3 separate regions of the Homo sapiens genome follow, and regions 2 and 3 are each linked to region 1. A link is a loop called in an ENCODE intact Hi-C map of the cell type or tissue named here. Cell type or tissue: heart left ventricle. All regions are shown on one strand.

Region 1 (5,000 bases):
GAGTAGAGATTAGTCTGGTAATGGTGGAGGGGCTAAAGTAGAGTAGAGGAAGGGGATTTCAGGCAAAAGGGACAAGGCAAAGCGAGAGAGTAAGGCTTCTTTGAGGATGGGAGGAGCTTAAGCGTGACCCTGACCTGTAGGAAGTGGTAACAGATGCACTTAGAAAAGTAAATAAGGGATAAAAGCTAAGAACCCCTAAACCACTCAGGGCACTGGCGAGCCATACAAATATTTTAAAGTAAAGAACACAGGATCCAATTTGCATTTAAAAAGATCCAATTGGGAAGCTGTTGCAGAAACAGGGAGGGAGGGAGTGTGATGGACAGTGAGGATGAAAATAAGTAAATGCATTAGAGGTGTTTAGCCTGTACAGTCTACAGAATTTGGTGATGAATTAAGTAAGCATTTAGCATGAGAGGCAGCACGTGGTCAGCGGCATTCAGTAAGTCAGTGCTAGGAGAAAAATATGCCAGATTGATGAAAATAGATTTATTATGTAAACATCTCCAAAGAAAAAGTTCAGATTCCCTTGGTATTCACATAGGCTTTCAAAGATATGCATCTATACATACATATGTTTAGGATCTTTCTCACAACAGATTTTTCTTGAAGATACTCAAACAAAAGCATCTTTAAAAAAAAAGTGTGATTCATTTTACACCATATCATAGGAGTTATGCTTACATAAATCCAGGGGAAAACACTTGACCACATTTGGGGTAAAAAAAAAATTTATTGAATTTTAATAAGAATCCATTTCCCATGTATTTAATTAAAATCATGATTGGTGACAAATGTAAATTAGCACAAGCATACCAAACTATTTGAACATAACTTTGCTCATACCCTTTATTTTAATGGAGAATAAATATAATCCTTCTTCTAATTAGAAAATTGAAATTTGGAAAAGAAAGGACATTTAAATTTATTAGATAATTATGAGGTGCCAGGAAGAGTGGTAAGATGATTTCTGCCAGAAACTTTTTGCAGAGCTTACCTGCCGTAATCCAGCCTGTGCTTATGTCTCTGAGCTCCCTTAATACCACTCTCACTACGACTGCGGGCTCGACAGTCTTCCTTCTGTTCCCCAAACCATCAAGCTACTGTCCGTCTCAGGGTCTTTGAACTTTACTTTTACCCTTGCCTGGAACATTATACCCTAGGATCTTTGTGTGTTTGGTTTCTTCTCAGCATTTAGATCTCAGCCACAAAGAAATGAAGTCTTCTCTGATAACTCAACCTGAAGTGGTGTTCCTATCTCTTCCCTTTCTATTTCATTTCCCTGGGCCTATTTCTTTGATAACACTCATCACTCATGAAAAATACCTTACTGAATTCGTCATCTCCTTCCTACTCTACTGTCTTCCCTCCTTCCCTCCACCCAATAGAATGAAAGTTGGGCATCTTATTTGTCCTGTACATCCCTCTTTCCCTAGCACCTAAATAATGCCTCAACCATAGTAAGTGCTCAATGAAATATTTATTAAATGAATACATGAGGACTTCATGAAGTAGAATTTTTTAAAACCCTGTTTTATACATGAAGAGATTCAGAGACATTAAGAAACTTGCCCAAAGTCACACAGTAAGTACATGGGAAAAAAAAAAAAAACTAGTAATTTATCCACAGATTGTCTTTTCCAAAACCATTTACAAGGCTGCTGTTGGAGAGGAAGGCAAGTCACACTGAGGCCTAACGGGTGTACTACATAGAAAGTTTGCTATTTGTGCTAGTATTTACCAATATTGTACTGATATAAGATGCAATGAGATATATAAGACAAGAATGGGCAAAAGCAAAAGAAACAATCTCTGGTCTCACTGCAACAATTGTCCTGGTTAAATTACAGAGTACCCAGGAAACTTAATTCTCATCAAACAGGTACTGTCAGCTGCACAGAAAGTCAGAAGGGCTGTGGAACTCATATATTTATACCTCAGTGTGTCTGAACACTAAAGTTCACAGCCTTCTGGGACACCATCTTTTACATTAGATTCACGTTCCTTAGCAGAGTGCAAATCCCATTTTGCTAAATAAAGGGTTGTCAGAAAGGGCTCCATGAACAGTAATGCCTGCTTTCGTTCATTCATTCAATAGATATTTACTTGAGCACCTACTACATGCTTGGTCTAGAACCTGAAACTGCAGTAGGATGCAGGAAGAGAGGGAGGGAGCCTTGTGTACACTAAGAGGAAGACTATTAGGACAGGGAACAGCAGCAGCAGAGGTCTTGAGGTGGGAGCATATCCAGCATATTTGAGGCACACAGCGAAGTCCAGGGGTGCAACCAAAAGAAAGTAGGCAGAAGAGGAGGTCAGAGAAGAAACTGAGTTCAAATGGTGGACAGCCTTCCTGCTAGATATAAGAGCCTTGGCTTGTATCTCGAGTGAAATGGGAGGCCATTGAAGACAGATCAGAGCTCACGTGTCAGGCGCCCTCTGGCGGTTTTGCTGAGAATGCACTTATGAATGAAGGAGGAGCCGGGAAAAGACCTAGCCTCAAGTGCAAGGGTGGGGAGACTGGAGAATTCGGTACATTCCAGAAACAGAAAAAGCCCAACATGACTGCACAAGAGTGAGCAAGGGAGAGAGTGGCACTAGATGAGGACTCAGGGGCCAAATCAGGCTGGGCGTCTGGAATGAACTTTGAATATAAGGAAAGTCACCATGCAAGGATGTTTTAATAAAATAAGCCCAGCACCTTGGGCAAAGAATGAACTCCTAACTCTTTCCTTAGCCAACAGTGGGACCTAAAAATGTGGTTTTCAGGCACAGACTAAAAAATAGCCTTAATTTTTTTAAAAGCATGCCAATAGGGTTATAATCACTGAATACACAACCTCAGGTGTATTTAATGACAGACATAGTGGTTATAATGTTAAAGTCCTTGAGGGATATAGAAATCTAACACTATCATTCTAGCTCCAAAGAGGGTTTTTGTAGTTGGTTGCCTCATCACACTCTCACTACCAATAAACTGCCTCATTTCTCCGTGACTACTCATATTGGACAAAGACATTTTCTGATATTTAGGAGAAAGAGACCTAAAATTGAAGTAGAAACATATTTGAGAACTTAGCTCAAAAGTTGTTTTTTTTTGTTTGTTTTGTTTTGTTTTGTTTTTTGAGACAGAGTCTCACTCTATGGCCAGGCTGGAGTGCAGTGGCGCAATCTCGGCTCACTGCAGTCTCCTTGTCCCGGGTTCAAGCAATTATCCTGCCTCAGCTGCCTGCCTAGTAGCTGGGACTACAGGCGTGCACCTCCACGCCCAGCTAATTTTTGTATTTTTAGTAGAGATGGGGTTTCACCATGTTGGCCAGGATGGTCTCGATCTCCTGACGTCATGATCTGTATCCCTTTTTCTTTTTCACCCTCAACAAGAATCCGTGAATTCTAAAAACTAGTCTATTAAAAAATCTCTATTTCTATATATCTATATCTGTATCTGTATCTAAATCTATAGCTGTATCTCTACCTATATCTATGTATCCATCTATCTATTTATCTATCTATCAATCTATCTACCTACTTATCTCTTGGAAAATGAGCAACTCTTTATTCTGACCATAGCATCCTTTGCATTAGATTGCCTGGTTTGATATGCTGCAAGAACAGCTTATCTCTGATGGAGTTCAAAACCAAATATTAACGGCTAATCATGCAGCGAGCCACAGGCACATGCTTGCTGACACCAGTAATTGTCTGCTTGTAGGAGTCAGTGCCTGAGGGGAGGCAGAAGTCACTCAGTTGAGCTTCTCTAAGTGAGCCATGCAGGCTTTGGGTGACACATGGGGATTTATAGCTGGAAGTGGAGAGGGGAGATGTCCCACCAACCTCCACCAGCCATCATTGGCCCTGGGACAGAGCCTACTCAGCATCTTTGGGAGGTTTATTTCTACAGCATGAGTGGGAAGGAAACAGAGCTGAGGATTTCACGTCTGGGTTAATTTCACTTCAAAGCTAAAGAAGTAACAGCTAATGTGTTATAAAACACTTTGAAATAGGTTTTTCTGATTTTGGGGGGAATCATTTGGAATTTCTGTCAAATCGCATTGGAAATGGAAGGAAATAAAGCACGGTGGGCAGAATCATGAATTCCCAACAATGTCTATGTCCTAATGCCTAGGACTTGGGAATATGTTACTTTACATAGCAAAAGGGACTTTCCAGATGTGATTAAGGTTAAGAGCCCTGAGGTGGGGAGAATATTTTGGATTATCCAAGTGAGTTTGAACTCATCCACATGTCCTTCTAAGTGGGGAAATTTTCCTGGCTGTGGTCAGAGGGAAATGTGACAACTAAAGCAGGCTCAAAGAGAGGCTACACTTCTGGCTTTGAAGATGAAGGAAGGGGCCATGAACCAAGGAATGGAAACAGCCTCTTGAAGCAGGAATCCAAGCGAAGAAAGAATCTTTGCTATGTGCTCCAGAAAGAGACGAAACCCAACTAACACCTTGATTTTAGCCCAGTGGAAATCCAGTCGGATCTTTTACCTATAGAACCGTAGGATAATCAATGTGTGTTCGCTTAAGCGTCTGTTGGTGGTAATCTGTTATGACAGCAATAGAAAAAAAGAATATGTAAGGTTTTTAGTTGCATTAGATACAAAATTAAACCACTCCAAAAAATCCTCATCATTTTTTTTTTCAAGTGATGTGGTACGTTTTTTAAAACCTGTTTAATAATGGTAGCTGATTCTATTCACTGACTTCTCTGCAAATGGAAATGGGGATTAGGTATAACATCAAACTAATGAATGATTGAAGGACAAAAGGTCTTAAGGCTGTTAAATCCCTTAATATTGTAGTAAGTAGGATCAAAAGAGAGATAGGATATAAGTTTTCTTTTAGAAAATTAAGTGATTGGGCAATGAGAATGCAGGACTTTATTATGCTAAATACACATGCCTATTTCCCAGTACACTGGCATCTGCAAAGACGACTGCAGCTTTCATTCCAGCACAACACCCACCCAACTTCGTCTTCTGCATAGAGTTCATT
Region 2 (5,000 bases), 320 kb before region 1:
AATTTTAAATTCTCACACTTTTTTCTTGAGTATTCTATTGACAAAATTCACTGGACAATGATTTGGCAAACATTTTGTCTGTCTCTGCTGGGCACAGTGGCTCATGCCTGTAATCCCAGCACTTTGGGGGGCCGAGATGGGAGGATTGCCTGAGCTCAGGAGTTTGCAACCAGCCTGGGCAACATGGTGAAACTCCGTCTCCACTAAAATACAAAAAATTAGCCAGGCGTGGTGGCACATGCCTGTAGTCCCAGCCACTCTGGAGGCTGAGGCAGGAGAATTGCTTGAACCGGGGAGGTGGAGGTTGCAGTGAGCCGAGATTGCATCACTGCACTCCAGCCTAGGTGACAGAGTGAGACTCTGTCTCAAACAAAACAAAACAAAAAAACAAAATAACATTTTGTCTGTCACATAACTTATTTGGAAAATATCTGAACTAGTAATGTTATATGACTTCTACAACAACATTTTCAAAAGCATGTTGCACAGGAGGGGAAAAATTCTGGTCTTTCCAAAGACACAATGGAAAGTGTTTCTTCATTTGTTAATTTAGAGACGCATACTCTTGTACTCTTAAGATTTGTTCTATGGGTGTGGGATGCAAAAGCTGGTGGGGAGCAGAGGTAGAAATAGAGGCTTATCACAAATGGGAGGAGTGCTTGATCTTGACCTTAATTTACGGAGGCCAGTAGAGATCACTAATTCCCATTTATGAAGGACACTACTCGAAAAGCATTGGCATATAATTTCAGAATGTATACACATATAAACAATTTCTCTGTGCCCAATGATAGAATATGCATATTCATTTCACATGTGTGTTATGCATTCTTCTGAAGGGATGAGGTGCTGACTTGTAGATTAAAGGACATTTATGGATAAAACGTGACGGAGACCCCATAAAGTGGAGTTTCCAAGGGCAGCACTATTGTCATCTTGAAAGGAGATAATTCTTCATCACAGGGGGCTGTCCTGTGTATTATAGGTTGTTTAACAGCATCTCTGACCCCTATCCACTAGATGCCTGCCATGCCCCTTCCAACTGTGACAATCAAAATAGTCTTTAGACATTGCCAAATGTCCTCTAGGGGTGCAAAAATGCTATGACTAAGAACCATTGCCCTAGATAAAACTGAAGGAGCAGACAGTGTCAAGTACTGGAGGTGACCAGGTTTCAAATCTGAGGTCAATACATTTGGCTCTGGGCTTTTTGGTCAGTTAAGGCAGAACATGGTCAGTTAAGGCAAAATATACTTTTCAGTTTTAGGTCTAGTTTAACTTACCCGATTATGGAAAGCATATAATTTCATCCTCAGATAAAACTTTTTCATGCTTACTTAAAGGTAATTTAGTGTTATGATTATGACAGATGAGTACAGCGATTCTTAAAGACTGGATAAAAAGACAAAAAAGTCATCCTCAAAGCATTAGGACAGCTCTGGGGAGGATAATTGAAGCAGCATTAGCATCTCAGGATGACTAATGTGCACCTCTGGGGGCAGATGAATTCTGGAATCTTCTTTGTGGAAAATGACTGCTTGAAGGAAAGCTCCAACCTCCTGCCCAAAGATGCACAGGGCACAACTCTGAGTCCAAATTTGTACCTATTTGAGTAAGTTTCTATACCTTCTGGTCCTGAGTTTCTCAGAGAGATTTTTCCTTCCTTTAAAGTTGTTAAAGTTATACAATGCTAAGCCTGGCATGCAATAGGTGCCTAATAAATGCTGCTTCCTTTCCCTTCTTTGAAATATCCCTGTAGGGTGTTTCCGAAATGTGGGGGTGAAGTGGCTATAGATGCTAAAAGGCAGAATGGAAATTTGCATGTTGGAGAAATCCTTTAATACAATCTCTCCCTTGCGATTTCCATCCCGAATTAAGCATATCTCACTGCGTGCCAGCCTGGCTAACCATTCCATTGGCTGCTCTGTCTTAATTGCTCCAGTCTCCCCCACCCCCACCCTATGGTTCTGTTTTCTCTCCTCCTTCTTAGCACCTTGTTAGCACCTTTTTTTTTCCCTTCAAGGATACAGTTGCCTGATTGCTTCAATAAACATTTCTATTGTCCCCTTCACTGTTCTGAGAAGAGAAGCTTTGTTGCCGAGTTGTCAAAACTCCTTTCTATTCTCCCCCAAAGCACAGCAGCTCTGAGCCTTTCTCTTTCATGCCAAGCCAGGCAGCTTCCTCCCCAGGGAGGCTGCATGTCTCCTGGGAGAGGGACCCAGTCTGATGGCATGTGCTGCCTGCTGCTCTCTGCCTTCTGATTAGGCAGGACTTTCTCCTGCTGCTGCTGCTGCTGCTGCTGCCACTCCAGCTGCTGCTGTGGCTGCTGTTTCTGCACAGGCCCTGGGATGCTTTCAAGTAGCTCTGGACCATGCCAGTTGCTGCAGATAGCATAGGTATGCACATTGCTCTGAGCAGGCACTGTGCCAGCTCTGAGTGATCCAGCCAAACACAGCTAACAGACAGGAACAGCAAACAGCTTTTAATGGGGGCACCTATGAAAGGCAATGATTTTTCCCCCCGTTTCTTTTTCTTTTGGCATACCTTCCAAGATTTGGATTAGAAAACCTGAACCAGCTGGCGAGAGCTCAGAATTTTCCTGTGACCTCAAGAGGGCAAGCAGCAGCTGTAACCTCACCTTTGCCTCCAGATGGCATTGTTGCCACATCATCGTTTCCTGGTAAGCCGGTCCTTATCCCATTGTTAAAGGTGTGCCCATCTGCAGGCTGGAGTTGCCAATTGAGTCCGAGCAGATGCATTGCTGCAGGAGAGACAAAGTAATGAAAATATGAATAGATAATTCAGCAATGCAAATGTCAAGGGGGAGGGCCAGGTGCCCTTTTCCAAGCGATTGCCTTTTGAGGAAGCTGCGTCAAAAATGGCTTGCCCCAGGCCACAGGGATTAGCTAAATACAGAAAGCAGAGACCTGGGTGGTTAGGTCTCCCCTTCTGGCGCTGCTGCTCACAGTCTCAGGGGGAGAGGATCCCTTACAGTGAGCGGAGGAGGGAGGAGAAAACACAGCCCAGATCTTCCAAACGGTGCCACCATGGAGGGGAAAATGGCCCTTTCGAATCACTGTAAAGAGTGCTGCTCTACCACATCCATCCTTTTCTACACTCTGGACACAGTTGCTTTTAGACTGTTAGTCTAGGGGCATTGACAAGGATTGTTTCCCCAAACTATACACTCACAAGTAAATCAGCTTCAAAGGAGGCTACCCGAATAGTACCTGTTTGCTGGTACCTGTTTGCTGGTACCTGCTCTGAACTATCAGTGCAGCCAGCAGCATCTATAGTGGTACTGGCCCACCTCCCTAACTATTTCAAACTTTTAGAATATTTTTCCTTTCCACTCCTCTTCATGATGAGTGGATACCTTTCAGCACATTGTAGAAAAAGCTTGGGGGGTTGATGGTGGAATGGGGTCCTTTTCTGAAAACATTACTATTCTTTCTGTCTCTGTCGCTCTCACTTTAGCAGAGTATGGAATGAAACAGAGTTCTGAAATACTGCCTGTTCTTTGCTAAGGAACTGAGCACGTCTGAAGAAGTCTTGACTCCCATGGGCACCCCAGGCCTCCAAACAAACTTCTGGTCTTCCTTGTCATCCTGCCTGTGTCAACTCCCCACCATGAGTTTAGCAAACTTAACACAACCCTATCCCTGATGGTTCTTGGTGAGTTTTTTCTACTGAGTGGAATGAAAAGCAAACCCTAAACACCTGTATTCTTTCAAAGCCCTTATCTAAGAGATGCTTCCTTTGAGAATAAGTAAGGAATTTATTCCCCTGCATGTCTCTCATCCAAACGATGTCTGGCATTTCCACTGGACACAGGTTGACACTGTTGCTACATTCCTACCACCGCAGGAGAGAAAGGGCTGTTGACAGGGAGACGTTTGGAGTCTGATGTGGGGATGGGAGAAACAATTATCTGCAGGGAACACAATTAACAATGCTTAGGAAATTGTTCACACAGCAATTAATTCTGCATGCCTACCACCACGTAAAGTCAGACTGCATTCTATTAAGGTTAAAAACCTATCTTCAAACAATACAGCTCAGATTGATGGCCACAGATGAAGGTGGCAAGGTGTCCGTGTGTGTGTGGGTGTGTCTGCTTTTCACTTACACTCTTCTCCATCTTAGAACCATGTTTTCTTTCCTCTAAAGTGAAAGGCCCACTGTTACAACTTCTTGAGATGATAAATAGTAATAAGAGTAAGTGACATTTACTGTACACTTTCCATCAAGGTAACACCTAATTTTCTCCTGCAGTTTGTCCGTTATATGTAGGTCACTCACTTGAAGAGACCAGATTCCATTGCCTCAAATAATGACATATTTTCACTATACAGAGGTCAGGAAATGAGAACTAATCATGGTGGCTTCAAGATAACGATAGCTTCTGATTTGTAATTACCAGGTGAAGGGAGCCAAGGAATTAGCTATTTTAAAATAATTTTTTAAAAAAATGATACTATTGGGTTATTGAAGCTCGCCTTGGGCCAGCTGCAGCTGCACTGGAGGTGCGGTTCTTTCAAGGAGGGTCTTAAGACAGACACTGGCAGGTACTGCAGGTGCCGCTGGAACCCAGGCCTAACAAAGCTTTGATTTCACGTCTATGGAAGGAGTGGTGGGTCCCATCAGGCAAAGATGACAACCTCCCCAACATCCCATCTCAAACTCTTGTCAAAACTGCTCTGCTCTTATAGCACTCAATCTTGCCACTGTAAGGTGCAGAACATATTGCAACCATCAGCTTTGGGAGAAAAGGAAGCAAACAATCCCCTAATGTTACTGAACAGGAAGAGACATCCCTGCAACTGTGTTTCCTCTGTTTCCAAGGATGCCTTCCCTCTTGCCTCCCCTTCCCACCTTTTTCTTTGTTTTGGGTTCCATGGCATCTTTTTATTTTTATTTTTTAAAAGTATCCTGAAAATAAGAAAACTACAGATGAGGTGGAAAGGGTTAGGGTCAGAGTACACCAGTAACTTCTCAGA
Region 3 (5,000 bases), 210 kb before region 1:
CAAAAGGGTTGTCTTGGGTTCCTGCAGTTGTGACAGTTCCAGAAACCTGTATTTGTGTTAAAATCTACAGAACTGTACACAGTGAAGCCAATTTTACTGTATGTTAACTTTAAAAATATAATACCACAATAAAATTAAACATCACGCTGAATGCTAAGAATAGGATAGACTTGCTTCAATGGATGGGGGAAAGACTTGCTTAACGGTAGGAGCCATTTCAGGCAGAGACACTGAGGCTACTCTGTAACAAGGGAGAAAGGCAGCCTGAAAACTTGGTAAATCTGTTTCCAAAATATTTGTCATGTCCTTAAAAATAAAAGCACACTGGAAAACACAAAAACGGAATCAACCTCTCAGTAAAAGTCCTATTGGCATATCGTTAATCGTTTTTGTATTTACATTCATTTAAATATTGTTTGCTAAAGCTCATGTGATCTATTGCAAGCTGTTTAAGAAACTATACTGTGTAGAAAGGAGAATGAATGGTTTCACTGTACAAAGCTGTCGGCTTCTCTACTGACACTCAGCACAATCCATAACCTTGTTGAGACATTAACAGGACTACATTACTCATCACAATAAGATTATTAGTTGATGGGAAACAAATTACAGACCTTCCCAACCTGCTCTACTTCCTGACTGCATACAAGGCGGTTTTTCATCAATGGAAATTGCTACCCAGGAAGAGAAACTTGTTTGTCTTAGGAAATTTCCAATAGTAGAAGGGGTTCATTCTGGGAACAAAAAGTGCAAAGTGGTAAAAGAAATAAAAAGTTTAAAAATTATTTAGATGGAAGCCTAAGGGTGCTCACAGCTCGGCAACATATTGGGTAGAGATACAGAACATGAGCTGGGGAAATCGAAAAAAAAAATCATACCTGTTTTGTTTAATGCGATGGCACAGCTCTGCATGTTGCCATGGATTTATTGGAAAAACACCTTTAGGAATGGAGGGGATGCCAAATACAGTGCTGGCAACTTACGGAGACATCTAAAATGACTTGGTCTGTTCTAGTCCCTGTGTCATGAATGCCAGCAGCTAGCAGAGGCTTTCTCATCTTTTAGTTCTCAGATCATCCTGGAGTACCTTCCTGGACCACTCTCTTCCCCTGCAGGTGGAACCAACTTCTCTCCTTCACCACCTCCAGGAACCATGTACAGATGCTATTTTCCCACCCGCCACTCTCGTTCATTACTCTCCTTATCCTTTTGCACAAGGGACTGAGCTCCAAGTCCAAGGTCTGTTACATGACTGAAGGGGAGTTGCAATAACGGTTCATTAGATCACAGTTTCCAATAGCAACGGCTTAACCTGGGGAAACAGGTGTGGTGTAATTAACATAGCTGTCTGTTCAGTTTTGGCACCTGTGACCCACATCAGTCCTGTCCATCAGATTCCAGGGGGTTCCTAAATGATGGGGCTGGGAACTCACAGAAAAGAGAGGGATGTACAGAAAAATGGCACTGCCTAGGCTCACAATAGGGTCTTTGGCTCACAAAAGCTTGTCCCAGGAAGTAGACCAGGACAACATGTGAGAAGTGTGAGAATCCTAACAAGAGTGCCATCGGCACTGACAGATAATTCACGACACTCCATTGCACTAACGGCTCTTTTCACGCCTCTGTTTCTCTCTCGGTTTGTAGAGCAGTACCTTGTCCCATTGCTGTCTAGCTTTCTGGGGAACACTCTTGCCCTGGCTCTGTCCTCATCCCCTGAGGTGTTCTGACCTTTCCCGCTCGCACTCATGAGGGCACAACTAAAATGACACCTACTGTTTTCTTTCCCACCCCCTTTCTTTGCTTCCAGTCTCAGAAAGTCAATAAAAGCCATCCTTCTGCCTACCTGGACGACTCAAGGGCAGTGCAGCCTGCACACCCGTCCTGCCGAACGCGTACTAAGCTAAGCCTCCTCCGTTGCACTGGTCTTTGCTAGCTGCCCGTGATGCTGAGCACACACATGCCAGGCCCTGGAAGGCTGCCCTGAATGGGCTGGAGCCGAGTTTCCTTGTGGGAAGACGGGAAGGTTCGAGCGATATTGGTATGCCCTGAGTCAGACAGGCGAGTGCTATCTTTGTCTTCCCTCCCAGGGATCACACTGCCAGTCTGGTTAATACCCAAAGGCTCTCGACATGTCTCATTGCTCCAGCCAAACTCCCTCGTTCCAATTTCTTCCTCTGAAGCAGCTTTCATCGTGTTACATCAGTGGCTAGGCTTGACATCGGTACTTGTTTTCCAGAGGAAAACAGACCCTTTCAAGTACTTGCTTTTAAAGGTGACGACAAATGGGGATGTCTACACTCCTACCAGGTTACATTTTGGCTATAAGATGAGGTATGGTCTGAAGCCAAAACAATTTTAAAGAAAATGTTGGGAAAGGAAATTGGAATCTTTCCCCTTCTAGGAGGAGGGATGTCTTATTTTCTGAGTTAAATGCATTTGTTCCACCCTGTTACGATGCTGCTTTCTCTGATAGTTTAGGGATAAAACAATTAATGTGATATGGTGCTGGAAATTCAAAACATTTGAAAGTTTATAATAGGATCTGATGTAATATTATGTGGGCAGGTTTTACTCTTCTACAAAACAGTCTTTCTCAACCTAACCAAAGAAAGCTGTCCATGATAATATGTGTTCTGGGGGAATCAGTCCCAGTTTAACTTGATTTCTAAAATTGGTTTGATAATTCCAGATCAAGTACCACCTCCTATAAGGTGCAATCCTAGATGTCTTCGCCATATTCATATTTACACTTTTCTGTCATCTCCTTTGGCACACTGTGTGTGTCAAATTCATTTTCACACTTATTCATTAACAATATTGATGATAATGATAATAATAACAATTGCTAATTTTTTGTTAGCACTTTTACCACCTGCCAGCTTTTGTTTTAAGAACTTTACATAGGTAATGGTATTTAATCATCACAGTGACCATACCGGGGTGGAAGGAGATACCCATTATACACATCAGGAGGCTGAGGTTTAGAGAGCTTAAGTACCTTGCCTCAGGTAGGAAGTCATTGTCAGCCCAGGCCATCCCATCCCTGGCTCCTCACTCTAGTTGGTCCTGGGTCATGAATGTGCCTTTTTTTTTTTCACAATTTATTCATAAATGAATTAGTCGAAATGCGTGAACTTCCCAGACAAACCCAACTCACTGTCTGCAAACGCTCGATATTTTTATTTTAACCATGCTGTGTGGATATAATAATTCCAAATTGGAAGCTAAATTTGGCTGCATTTTTAAAGAGAGCATAATGAGCATAATTCAACATTTAATTGATGACTGAAAACCTATTAAGAGAAAACATATTGTACTATGCAGTCATATAGCTGTGTATTTCCTTTTGATTTATTTTGTCTCCATCCTTGAGGTCACGCTGTCAATCTTTGGGCTGTTTCTAGGCCTGCTGCTCACAACATCACACACTCCTTACCATTTTTGCTGTTCATCTCTGAAGTTTTTGTTTAAAAAAACATTTAATTTTTAAAAGTCATGTGTTAACAAAGAACAAACAAACACCTAGCTGAAGGCCTAACAAAGTATAGAGCAAATGCCTTCTAAAAGCCATTTTGAGAGCTTACAGGGCAGTTTTTGAAACTAATTTCTTTACTTGGGGTTATCGCCCAGAAAGTCAAAGTTGTCAAGGGCCTGTCAAGAACACTGACCGTGCTCTGAATTGTCACTTCGCTGGTTTTTGCACATGACCTTGTTTTCCCAGGTGGAATATAAAATTGGAAGGTGGAGATCACCTTATATTTGAAAAATGAATTCTTGCCACTGCTTAGGCTGGGGCTGCAAAGATGTGAACCCCCTTTCCAGGAGTCTAGAGTTTAGCTCTTTTCAATACAACATGTAGGCTGCTATGGTTGGTGGGGAAGACAGGAGACACTTGGTTTGGTTTTGGGGTTGGCAAACGGGCAAACGATGGCCACGGACCACATTCAGCCGCCGAGCTAAGAATGTTTTATACATTTTTGAAGGATTGTGAAAAAGAAGAATATGTGATAGAGACTGCGTGCAGCTCACAAAATGAAGCCTGAAATATTTTCTATCTGGATCTTCATAGGAAAAAAAAATTGCTGATTCTTGGCTTAGCGGATGAGGGAAGGCTTCCTGGAGGAAGAGGTACAGGCACTGTCTCATTATTAATTCAACAGGGTCTCCTTCAGTCTTACACACATATGTATGTATGTTTATTGTATATTATATGTATGTTTGAATGAATGAAAGATGAAACAAACAGGCATAACTGGTAGGGTCAATTAGTGTTGACCATGGACAACGATTCGACCCTACTAATTATGCCTGTTTATTTCATCATTCATTCATTCAAACATACATATACATATGAACACACATACACATGTGTGTAAGATGGAAGAAGACCCTGAATAATTAATAATGAGACAGCTACCATGAGCAAATACAGACTGTAAATCAGCACATTCACTTTAGCTCATTGAAGACACAACTGAGGAGAAAAGCCACAGAACAAGAAACAACCACCTTTCCTTTCGCAGGTCCCATGTTACATCCACTCACCATTAGTCTGTAGGGGACTGAGACCTTCACGATGGAATTGCAGCAAGATGTGTGCTGCTAAGCAGCCAACAGATGATGCCTCACAGAAGTTAACACTCTCTCCCCCTCCTGCACCTGCAGTCAGACTCCCGACTTACAACTGTTCACCTAGGCAGCTCAATACGGACCTCGGTGAAATCAGCAAACATATCTTTTTTCTTCTCTGGTGTTTTATATCTCGCCTACTATTTGGGCTTTATTGAAACAGAAATGTCACACTGCTATCTTTAGAACACTCATAGAGGTTGAACTAAGAACACTGTAGCTAGTGCCCTACACAAGAAAGTGAGGGGATGCAGATTTCATCTCTGCAACGGCAGAAGTAGACACAGCTTCAAAACAGCTATTAATCTGCGATAAGGGAAAAGGCATAAGGGCTCAAGATCTTCCTTCCAAATCCCATCAAAACCAAAGTT

What was found. A loop is a pair of places that touch in the nucleus more often than their neighbours do. Peaks named below come from ENCODE experiments on the same cell type or tissue, not always from the same donor. Only the 100,000 strongest peaks of a DNase experiment are listed, where the experiment ranks them.
Region 2: a loop joins it to region 1, with 3 times the contacts of the local background. A loop is called at or near these places in 40 of 110 quality-filtered maps.
Region 3: it touches region 1 in a loop (4-fold over the local background); 14 of 110 quality-filtered maps call a loop at or near these places.

Annotation. Positions count from the first base shown.
Region 1 is chr5:167,720,901-167,725,900 of GRCh38, reverse strand. All of the region lies in intron 4 of TENM2 (teneurin transmembrane protein 2), which reads right to left. Among named protein-coding and RNA genes, the nearest start is that of TENM2-AS4, 63 kb to the right of the region's middle. In heart left ventricle, CTCF peaks have their summits at 2,228 and 2,435 (motif pointing left); a DNase peak (open chromatin) is centred at 2,440.
Region 2 is chr5:168,045,188-168,050,187 of GRCh38, reverse strand. TENM2 (teneurin transmembrane protein 2) reads right to left here. Exons shown (of 31, transcript NM_001395460.1): 8 at 2,639-2,761. Among named protein-coding and RNA genes, the nearest start is that of TENM2-AS3, 94 kb to the right of the region's middle. RefSeq lists an enhancer at 1,702-2,459. In heart left ventricle, a CTCF peak has its summit at 2,642 (motif pointing right); a DNase peak (open chromatin) is centred at 2,387; H3K27ac peaks cover 948 bases.
Region 3 is chr5:167,931,764-167,936,763 of GRCh38, reverse strand. All of the region lies in intron 5 of TENM2 (teneurin transmembrane protein 2), which reads right to left. It overlaps TENM2-AS3 (TENM2 antisense RNA 3), which reads left to right. Exons shown (of 3, transcript XR_941186.3): 3 at 1-383. Among named protein-coding and RNA genes, the nearest start is that of TENM2-AS3, 19 kb to the left of the region's middle. In heart left ventricle, no CTCF peak of the experiment used is centred here; a DNase peak (open chromatin) is centred at 1,973; H3K4me3 peaks cover 2,500 bases; H3K27ac peaks cover 2,776 bases.